Linked DNA regions of Homo sapiens: region 1 is linked to region 2. The links are chromatin loops, found by intact Hi-C in ENCODE. Cell type or tissue: heart left ventricle. All regions are shown on one strand. Links, peaks and the distances in the headings refer to the core of each region. The heading gives the core; the rest is flanking DNA. Region 1 overlaps LATS2 (large tumor suppressor kinase 2). Region 2 overlaps LATS2 (large tumor suppressor kinase 2).

Evidence for each region. Peaks named below come from ENCODE experiments on the same cell type or tissue, not always from the same donor. Only the 100,000 strongest peaks of a DNase experiment are listed, where the experiment ranks them.
Region 1: it touches region 2 in a loop (2.3-fold over the local background); 11 of 110 quality-filtered maps call a loop at or near these places.

The regions. Positions count from the first base shown.
Region 1 is chr13:21,042,519-21,047,889 of GRCh38, forward strand. It overlaps LATS2 (large tumor suppressor kinase 2), which reads right to left. Exons shown (of 8, transcript NM_014572.3): 2 at 3,167-3,712. The coding sequence starts at 3,508. Among named protein-coding and RNA genes, the nearest start is that of LATS2, 16 kb to the right of the region's middle. In heart left ventricle, for the core only: no CTCF peak of the experiment used is centred there; no DNase peak of the experiment used is centred there; H3K4me3 peaks cover 2,335 bases; H3K27ac peaks cover 2,669 bases.
Region 2 is chr13:20,985,531-20,990,905 of GRCh38, forward strand. It overlaps LATS2 (large tumor suppressor kinase 2), which reads right to left. Exons shown (of 8, transcript NM_014572.3): 4 at 2,351-3,774. Among named protein-coding and RNA genes, the nearest start is that of LINC00367, 39 kb to the left of the region's middle. In heart left ventricle, for the core only: no CTCF peak of the experiment used is centred there; DNase peaks (open chromatin) are centred at 2,723 and 3,168.

The sequences.
Region 1 (5,371 bases), core at 372-5,371, 57 kb after region 2:
CTCTAGAAAAAATTTTGAAAACTGGCCAGACGTGGTGGCACGCCTGTAGTCCCAGCTACTTCAGAGGCTGAGGTAGGAGGATTGCTTGAGCCTGGAAGGTCGAGGCTGCAGTGAGCATTGACCTCACCACCACACTCCAGACTGTACAACAGAGCAAAACCCTCTTAAACAGACAAAACAGTAGGAGTGGCTGGGCATGGTAACTCACGCCTGTAATCCCAGCACTTTGGGAGGCCTAAGAGGGCGGATCACAAGGTCAGGAGATTGAGTCCATCCTGGCTAACACGAAACCCGTCTCTACTAAAAATACAAAAAATTAGCCGGGCGTGGTGGTGGGTGCCTGTAATCCCAGCTACTCAGGAGGCTGAGGCAGGAGAATTGCTTGAACCTGGGAGGCAGAAGTTGCAGTGAGCCGAGATTGCGCCACTGCACTCCAGCCTGGGCCACAGAGCGAGACTCCGTCTCAAAAAAAAAACCAAAAAACAAAAAACAGTAGGAGTGAAAGGGGTAAAGCTGCAACAATAAGAACTCTCGGCCAGACGTGGTGACGCACGCCTGTAATCCCAGCACCTTGGGAGGCCGAACGAAGCAGGCAGATCACTTGAGGTCAGGAGTTTGAGACCAGCCTAGCCAACATAGTGAAACCCCGTCTCTGCTAAAAATACAAAAATTAGCCAGGCGTGGTGTTGCGTGCCTGTAATCGCAGCTACATGGGAAGCTGAGGCAGGAGAATCACTTGAACCCAGGAGCCCAGGTTGCAGTGAGCCAAGATGACGCCACCACACTCCAGCCTGGGCAACAGAGCAAGACACCGTCTAAAAAAAAAAAAGAACTCTATTATACTGAATTCAAATCATCTTTTTAACAAACTGATGCATACAACTCTAAAGGTACGGTTATCTTTTTCTCTTATTATTTGGGTTCACATAATGACTTTCCTACCTGAATTTTCTGAACGCAAATACATTTTTTATCTAGGCCAAGAAAAGTGTGAGTTGGAGGGGAAAGGTGGAGGCACAGCTGTTTTAAGTTATAAAGTAACACCACACACCAAACTGAATGAATTATTTCAAGGGCATTAAATATGGTAAATGGAGGCCTTTCTGCTAGCAATTAACATAAATTAAATGTTGATGGAAACTTCATCGGTGTCATGATCCTTACTTTTAGTGTATTTGTGTTTCTGTATTGGAAACAGCACTGGCTTTATTACTTCTTGCACTATAATTATCACTAATGGATTTTACCCTAATAAGATCCCACCTGTATTTGGGATTATTTGCTTGACTTGTTTCTTTTTCTCACAGCTGAAACACAACCGCAAAGAACACAGGGGCTTGGTTTGCCTCCTTTGTCTGCAAGTGATTTACAGGAGAAGATTTTAAGCTCTGCTGTTGGCCTGAAAGTTTCTCTGCAATCTTACTCCAGATTTCCCCAGGACTGCTCCTTCCCTACTTTCAAAACTGCTGGGTTCTGTACGTCAAGGGATAATGCTTGGCAGCATATTTAACTTCATGCTTTCACAATAAGAATGTCTGTGCCTTTGCTGTCAGCTTCACTGCTGAAACACTCTGCACCACATTACTCACAACCCTGTGCTTTATCAAAGCAGCTCGACATAACAATCCTCACTATATACAAGTTAATCCCAGTATGGCCCAAATTATCAAGGAAGCCCTCTATAAAACAGCAGGATTCATTTCACAAACATCTCCTCTGAGAAATGTAAATTCTCTATTTAAGGTCTATGGTAATAAACTACAAGAGGATTGAGAGTGGTTTTGGAAATAACAAATAACACTGTTAGCCTTTTCCTATGACTGCAACACCAGGAGTATGTAATTAGGTTATTTCTAAGAAACCAGAAGTGCTCAGGCCATTCTGATGTGCTTTGAGCATGAAATCTTACTACTTTTCCAAGGTACCAAAAATACTTAGCTTATTTCCGCTTCATGCAACTGTAATTTTTAAGATGACAGATTGTAATAAAACACTGGCTTTCATGAATCATTTCATAATGCAATTATGTTTTACTTGTTACATTTCACTAATTACATTTTTACCTGGTTGGACACTAGTTCCATTTTATATGGTCCTGTCCCTCAATTTGGATTGTATTCAGGTATACGAATTGCTAAGAGATCATAAATGTATGGCTATGAGGTGTAGGGGTGTGTGTGTGTGTGTGTGTGTGTGTGTGTGTGTGTGTGTGTGTGTGTGTTTTAAATAGAGATAGGGTCTCGCTCAGCTAACCAGGATTGGAGTGCAGTGGCTATCATAGCTCACTGCAGCCACAAACTCCTAGGCTCAAGCGATCCCTCCTGCCTCAGCATCCCATGTAGTTGGGACTACAAGGTGCACACCACCACGTCCAGCTTTTTATTTTTTGTAGAGATGGGGAGTCTCGCTATGTTGTCCAGGCTGGTCTCAAACTCCTGGCCTCAAGTGATCTTCTTGACTGGCCTCCCAAAGTGCTGGGATTACAGGCATGAGCCACCACACTCATCTCTGTAAGCTGTGTATTAATGTATAACTGGTGCCACCTCCACTAATGTATCCTTTAATCCTAAACAACTGAAAAGTGAGACTGTGTTGCCACAATTTTGACGATTTCTCAAGCTTTTTCTTTCTAGTTTTTCCCATTTCCTGAACATGTTAATAGTTACACCCCCTGTAACAGCATATACACTAATTGTTAAATAGGAGAAAACCGAGTCAGAGAATAGCCAATGCATGTTGCTCAACCCTCCCATTTCTAGGAAAAAAAAAATGCACAAACCAAAACAAGAAAAGGGAAGCCAGTCTCTTTCCACGATAGCTCAGAATAACCCGAATAAACACCAAAAAAAGGGGCTAAGCACGAAAGCCCTTTTCATCTCCACAAGAACAGATCAGAAAATACACATTACAATTTCAGGAGACCTCAGCAACTTCTGGAACTTGCCTGAAAAGGAAAAGCAGCTCAAAAGACCATTTTAGAGAGAAGGTAGAGAACCTTCAATTGTGAGTTCAATTATGTGTTAAAAGGGCCTTGGGTTTTTAACCTAGAAACACTTGTATAAGTAGTAACCAATTCAAAGCCTTCAAGTAGTTGCCAAACCATTCTGACTGCCCCAGCTGTCCCATAGCTGCCTCTGCACATGGCCCTGCAGAGGTCTGTACCCACCTGGTCGCATCCTGCGTTCACCAGTTCCTGCAGCATTTGCCGGTTCACTTCTGCAGCTGCAGAGGTGCCCGATTCATTAGCAAAAGGCAACAAGGAATATCTGATTTCCCTCAAGGCTTTCTGATAAGGTCCGAACTTTGGGGTGGCTCTCATCTGCTGCTGCTGCCTGGTGGCATCTTTGCTCCCCAGGACTTTGGCATCCAGGGAAGTGTCACTGTTTGGTCCTGCGGGTAGCCCCTGAACCGAAGACTTGGATGGCTGTTTTAACCCCTCACGAATCTCTTGCAGTCGCTGCCGGCTATTTCCAGAATAAGTCGTGGCAGGAAAAGTCTTTGGCCTCATTGTTAGTCCAGTTTCCTTTTACCATAAATACAATCTTCTTAAAGTGTTTTATTATTTAAAAAAAAAAACTGTCAATAGTATCAGTTTGTTGTAAACATACTTTCAAAATAATTTCCTTTTGAAAATGTTCTTTCCTTCCATTTTTGTAGTTCCTATAGAGAACCTAAAATTTTCCAAAGTCTTCATTTTGAAGATTATCACTCTCTGAAAAAGAAAATAAATGGGAGAGAAATGTTCATTTGTCATTTTCACGCAACGTTAATGCTACTTTTCAGAAATAAACAGTGATCGTGGAAATATACCGCTTGGAAAGAAAAGAAAGAACGCATCACCTCTCAGAAATGACAAAAATACTGTTCAACCATGGTTAGAGCACATGACATCTACGGCTGTCCCAAAATGCTTCCTGTAATACGTAATCTGCAATAAAGTAAATTGCTATAAATATTCAACTCAGGGCAAGAACAGTAGTATTAACAACTGACAGCTCATTTAAAATACTTCATTATAATAAAATTTTATTTTGAAACCCACAGCTTGAGGAGTATTTAAATTTTCTACATGGGATCTTGGATTTCTGGCTTGTTCCTAATAACCAATCCACTCCTTGTCCTTCATCCCCATGGCTTTACTAACCTCTCCCCCCTCACATGAGATGTGGTCCTTCCATATCTTTAGAAAACTTTCTGAACTTTTCCTTATAAAACCCTCCCAATTTTCCTAAAAGACACCACAAAGCCTGTCACATTAAAACTGTCCCATGTTGCAAATGTTTCAATTGCAGTTTCCACACACACATTATGAGACTTTGAAGGTAACTACTTCCTTTGTTTTTTACAAGGTGGCCACTTACCAGCATTTTGACCTAAATAGTAAAATTAAAATATCTTTCTTGTAGCAATTGATACTGACATGGAAGGGGACTGGTAACAGCATGTAGGCAACTTCTCAGAGTGCACCATGGCCACATGAACATCAAATGATCATGTGGGTAAGAGTTATTACTACAGAACTACAACTGCAGCATGGAAATGGCCTCGTTACATGGAACGCGATGTCACAAAGGCATTTTCCAATAGTAAATTCTACCTACCCCAGGCCTCGTTCACGGCCTACTCTGCTGTTCTTTGATTCAGAAAGGAAAATCCAGTCCAAGTCAACACCGCCCTCAGCAGCCAGCACAGGTCACTTGTCACAAGGCTGGGTGACCCTGGACCAGTCCCTTCGCCTCCCTCAGCCCCACTCCCTGCTATGTAATAGAGACGGATGCTTAGGACAGTGGTGAGCACCGGGTCAGATGACAAGGGTACCAGGCCCTGCAGTACTTGGAACACACAACATCCTCCCTATTCTTCACCCCGTGATGAATGTTTATATAACCAGCTGCTCTAACCCAGGGAAGGTGCCCGCTGGTGGGAAAGGCAGGGCCAGCACCCCACACCGTGCCAAAGCCCTTAGTGGCTGCCCCTTCCCTCACCCACTCCCCCTTACTCCACAGAACTCAATGAGCAGATTTCGAAGGATAATCATTTTGAGTTTTAATAAACGAAGAACAACTGATCCAAAAAGAGTACCCTCTAAACGGGGATGGGCAGAGGGATCTGGATGTTTAGCTTCCGTAAGGAACTTTATAACTGTAAACCGCGACCCTGCTTCACAGACTTTTTCAAGTGGATTAAAAAAAAAAAAAAGGATAGCTAATATTCACCCAGCCTTACTATGTGTCAGGTGCGGTTCAAAGAATTAATTTACATAGATCTATTGCACAACCATATGCAATAGCAAACACTAAGAGATGACATTTGAATTCCTAGTCCTTGCTTAGATGGGAAGGGGATTGTAAGCGTTTTAACTATCCCCTTT
Region 2 (5,375 bases), core at 70-5,069:
GAGTTTGAGACCAGCCTGACTAACATGGTGAAACCCCGTCTCTACTAAACATACAAAAATTAGCTGAGCATGGTGTCGCACACCTGTAGTCCCAGCTCTCAGGAGGCTGAGGCAGGAGAATAGCTTGAATCCAGAAGGCAGAGGTTGCAGTGAGCCGAGATTTCACCACTGCACTCCAGCCTGGGCAATAGAGCAAGACTCCGTCTTAATTAAAAAATAAATAAATAAAATAAGGCCAGGCGCGGTGGCTCACACCTGTAATCCCAGCACCCTGGGAGGCTGAGACAGGTGGATCATCTGAGGTCGGAAGTTTGAGACCAGCCTGAACAACATGGTGAAACCCTGTCTCTACAAAAACATAAAACTAGCTGGGCGTGGTGGTGCATGCCTGTAATCCCAGCTGCTCGGTAGGCTGAGGCAGGAGAATCACTTGAACCCGGGAGGCGGAGGTTGTGGTGAGCTGAGATCGTGCCATTGCACTCCAGCCTGGGCAACAAGAGCGAAACTCTGTCTCAAAAAGAAAAAAAAGTGAGCTAATGACCTGAATAGACACTTGTCAAAAGAAGATACACAAATGGCTAAGAGGTGCATGGAAAGATGCTCATTAACCATCAGGGAAATGCAAATGAAAACCACAATGAGATATAATCTCTCCCCAGTTAGAACGACTATTATCAAAAAGGAAAAAAAAGAAACTAAAAATAGAACTACCATACAATCTACCAAACCCATTATTGGGTATTTATCTAAAGGAAAGGAAATCAGTATATCAAAGGGATACCTGCACCCCATGTTTATTGCAGCACTATTCACAACAGTAAAAACATGGAATCAACTGAAGTGTCCATCAACTGATGAACAGATAAAGAAAATGTGGTCTGTGTACACCATGGGATACTATTCAGCCATAAAAAAGAATGAAATCCTGTCATTTGGAGCAACATGAATGGAACTGGAGGTCATTATGTTAAGTGAAATAAGCCAGGAACAGAAGTTCGGTTAGAACACCACACACTGTTACTGATATGTGGGAGCTAAAATAATTGATCTCATAGAGGTAGAGAGTAGAATGATAGTTACCAGAGGTGGGAAAGGGTGTGTGTGTGTTGAGGGGAGATGAGAAGTTAATTGGTGCAAACATACAGCTGGATAGAAGGAACAAACTCTAACTAGTATGACTATGGTTAGTAAAAATGTATTCAATATTTCAAAATAGCTAGAAGAGAGGTCTTGAAATGCTTCCAACACAGAAATGATAAATACACCAGGCAATGGATACTCTAAATACCTTGACTTGATCATTACATATCCTATGCATGTAACAAAATATCACATGTTCCCCACAAATCTACAAATACTATGTATAAATAAAAAATAAACGGCTGGGTGTGGTGGCTCACACGTGTAATTCCAGCACTTGGGGAGGCCGAGGTGGGCAGATCACCTGAGGTCAAGAGTTCGAGACCAGTCTGACCAACATGGCGAAACCCCCGTCTCTACTAAAAACACAAAAAAATGGCCAGGCGTGGTGGTAGGCACCTGTAACCCCAACTACTCGGGAAGCTGAGGCAGGAGAATCGCTTGAACCCAGGAGGCAGAGGTTGCAGCGAGCCAAGATCGCGCCATTGCGCTCCAGCCTGGGTGACAGAGCAAGACTCCGTCTAAAAATAAATTAAAAAATAAAAAATAAAAATAAAAAAAACACAAATGAAAAGTATATCTGTAAAAAAATCAGTGAATACGGGACACTGAAAAGAACACAAATCTGGTTTTCAGGCTTTGGAATTATTGGCTTTGTGTGATTTAAATCTGTTACATTTTAATTTAAATAGTTTCATCAATAATTACCTTCTTCAGCACTTCAGTGTCAACTAAGGTATATTTAAATCATTAGTTACTAACTAAACACTTAAAAGAATAAATGGAATCACTACTAGATACATTTTTCTTCCAAAATCCCACAATCTCAATTTACAAAACCTTAAACTTTGTTTCTACTCATTCAAATGTTCTATTATTAATCCATGATGAATTTTGTTAAGCGAGGACATACCCTAAAACTTAATTTGCTAATTTACCTACAATGTAAATTGTAGATTACCTACATTACGCTGGCTACATTATGCACAGCTATCTCTGATTCTTCAGAAGAGTCAAGGGGAAAGGCGAAAGGGAGGTCACACCATTTGCAACTTCTCCAAGTTGTTGGCCCCAGAACCAGACTGTCGCCCATTAGCCGTTTTGATGATAAGGGGTATACAGTCGAAACAGAAAAGGGATTGTGCGTGCTTCCTATTGCCAGTAGAGGGATGAGCCGGGAACAAATAGTAAAAATGAAGTGTGAAATTACTTTGGCCATTTCTTGCTCCAGCTGCAGCCTCCGGTTAACCTTCTGCTGGTAGGTTTTGATGACATTCTCCACGTGCTGCTCCATGAAGAACTTAAAGGCGTATGGCGAGTAGCTCTTGATGCGTGACTCTCTCTTCTCTTCGTCTCTGCTGTTTTTGCGGACGGGAACGGGAGAGGTCTGAATCTGCTTTTTATCCTTTCCGCCTTTGTCCCCCTTGGCGCTTTTGCGGCTCTTGTCGCCGCCCTCGGGCTCGTTGGGGCCCGCACGGAGGCTCTGCTCCATGCCTGCGCACAGGCTGTCCAGGTCGTACTGCTCCGACTTGCTGCGCAGCAGCAGGTGCTTCGGGTAGGGCGGAGGCGGGCACCTCCGGTCTGGGCCTCCGTACTCCACGTCCAGCGGGAAGGCGCCTGCGCCGCCCAGCGCCAGGGCATGCTCCTCCTTGGCGTCCAAGCCCTCCGCAGCCGGGGCGGGGGCGGGGGCGGGGGCCGGGGCAGGCGCGGGCACCCAGGCGGGGTGCGAGGGCCCCACAGCCGTCTGCGGCTCCGGCCTCAGCACACGCACGCTCTTCACCGGGTGCAAGATGTGCGCGGCCGTGACAGCCGTCACGGTGTTGGGGGCGGGCAGGGAGGGCTCGGCCTTGCCAGGCGGACCGGGCCGCGGCTGGTGGCTGTTGAAGGAGTTGGTCCTGCTGGGCACTGGGCAGTCAGGCCGGAAGGCCACGTGCGCGCGCGGCGGCGCCTCCAGGCCCGGCTTCTGCAGGGAGTCCCGGCGGGCCAGGGTGGCAGCCGGCCACTGCTGGACGGAGGTGCTGCCCAATTCATACAGGTCCACGTTGAGGCTGTTCCGCGAGGGAGTGAGCAGGCTCTGCGGGGGGCTGTCGCTGGCGAACACCTGGCTGCGGGAGCCCAGCACATGCAGCTGGTGGGCCGCGGGACCGGCCTGCTTGTGGTGTGGGTGCGGCACGTAGAGCCCGGCGGCAGGGGGTGGGAAAGCGAGGCCGGCGCCTGGCGGTCCTCCCTGGCCCTTCGTGGGCAGGCTGGCGTAACCCCCGGTCTCCGGCGGCGTCTTGCTCTGGAAGGAGGGGCTGCGCTGCACTCCGTAGCCCAGGGGTTCCCCAGGCACCAGCAGGTGCGGCCGCCCGTAGTGCGCGCCCTGCAGCGGGAAGTGTGCCCCTGCTGCCTCTACGCTGGCACCGTAGCCCTTGGGTGGGTGCTGGTGCTGGTGGCCGGGCCCGTGGGGGCCGACTCCGGGGAAAAGGTAGTCCACGTACGGCCGCGGCATCTCCTCCAGCGCCGTGGGGCCGTCAGCGCCGAAGCTTGGGCCCTCGTAGGGGGTACCGCTCAGCTGGTGGTAGGACGCAAACGAATCGCCGGTTCCTTCGAAGCTGGGCCTCCGCGTCACTGGGGTTGGCATGAGCCCCTTTCCTGCAGTGGAAAAAACAGGAAGACAGCATCAGAGTGGGTGTGATCAGTGGGTTCTGGCACTTCCAGGCTGGTCCCCACTCTAGCGCTGCCCTCGGGGCTGAGGGTCTTGAACCCTGGGCCCTGACGTGCTGCATTCTGCCCAGCACAGGGTCAGTGGACTCCCCTCTGCCCTGCCAGCAGGACCAGTTGCCCTAATGTGTTAGCAGAGTGGAGACAAGCTGAAGGGCACATGGGAGGGCCAAGGGCAGAAGAGAAGACTGCGTCCACATCCCGAGGTGCGTCCCTGCCCCCTGGGGACCACACTGGGGTCACTCTCCTGTCAGGCTAGGGAGCCGTCTGCATAGCCAGCTTTGCTTTTTCAAAACCCTATCATGCCCAAATTGTGGGGGGCTGAGTTTACCGACACACGGTTCCCAAAGCGCTGCTCCCTCACAGAAAGGGCAGAACTGTATCCACTGTGCAGCAGCTGCTCCACTTCTCTTTCACCTCTTTTCCAAATTAAAAGACTTTCTAGTTTTTTTTGTCTATATTAAAACAAAGCAATATATACACAATAATAAAAACCACACAAAACCCCTCTACAAATATCCAGATTGATTTCATCTGCTGCTACCTTAATCCTGACCTCCATTTTGTACATCTCATCTGAAACAGACACCGGAAGGAAGGACAAAGGTTCCTTTCATTTCTTCAGGCCAACTGCTCCACTTGGCTCGGCTTAGCAGAGGGTGCCGAAGGGTGGAAAGGCTGGGCCTTGCCCACAGGAAGACCACCCCGATACCTGGCAGAGTGAAGGCCCTGACAGCCTGGCACTGAACAAAGGTCACAGGCACACCAAGGCTTTGTTTTCCCTGGGCCCAGAAGACGTCAGTGAAGAGACACACCAAAGGCAAGTGCAGAGGGAAATCAGCACGGAACATGGGCCTGGCCTTCCCTTTGAGCTGTGCTCTAAGGCCTCAAAACTGGAAGAATTCTGACATGGATGGCCAGCTGGGGGCTATTTAAGGAAGTTCCTTCTCTTAAGAAGAAAACAAAAATGTGTGTCCTTTTAACAATGGAGATATAACTTACAAAGGTGAGATTTTTCTCACCCACATGAAGTAGGTTTTATCCAAGGTCTTCCACAAAATAGGGAAAACTCTTGCTAATTACTAGGATTTTTTTTTTTTTTTTTTTTTTTTTTAAATACAGACGAGGTCTCCCTCTGTTGCCCAGGCTGGTCTCCAACTCCTGCCTCCATCCTCTGGCCTCAGCCTCCCAAAGAGTTGGGATTACACAAAACAAAACAAAGCAAAACAAAACCAGGCCACACAGTGTTGGGTTACAGGCTTGAGCCACTGCGCCTGGCCATGAATCCTTTATCACACCCCAGGGGCCTCAGGTACCAATCACAGGGCCCATGTGCTCCATCTTGGGAAAGTAACATTCATCCATAGCCAGTAAAAAGCAGGGGTTTGGTGCGGTGCCTCAGGCCCATCACAGGGGATGCTGAGGGGGGCCCAGCGCTCTGCCCACACTGCCTGCCATTGAACCCCCACTCTCAGAAGCTACGATGTGAGAGAGGTGTGTTTTAGAATTGAGGAAAGAAGCCACCCTTGTCA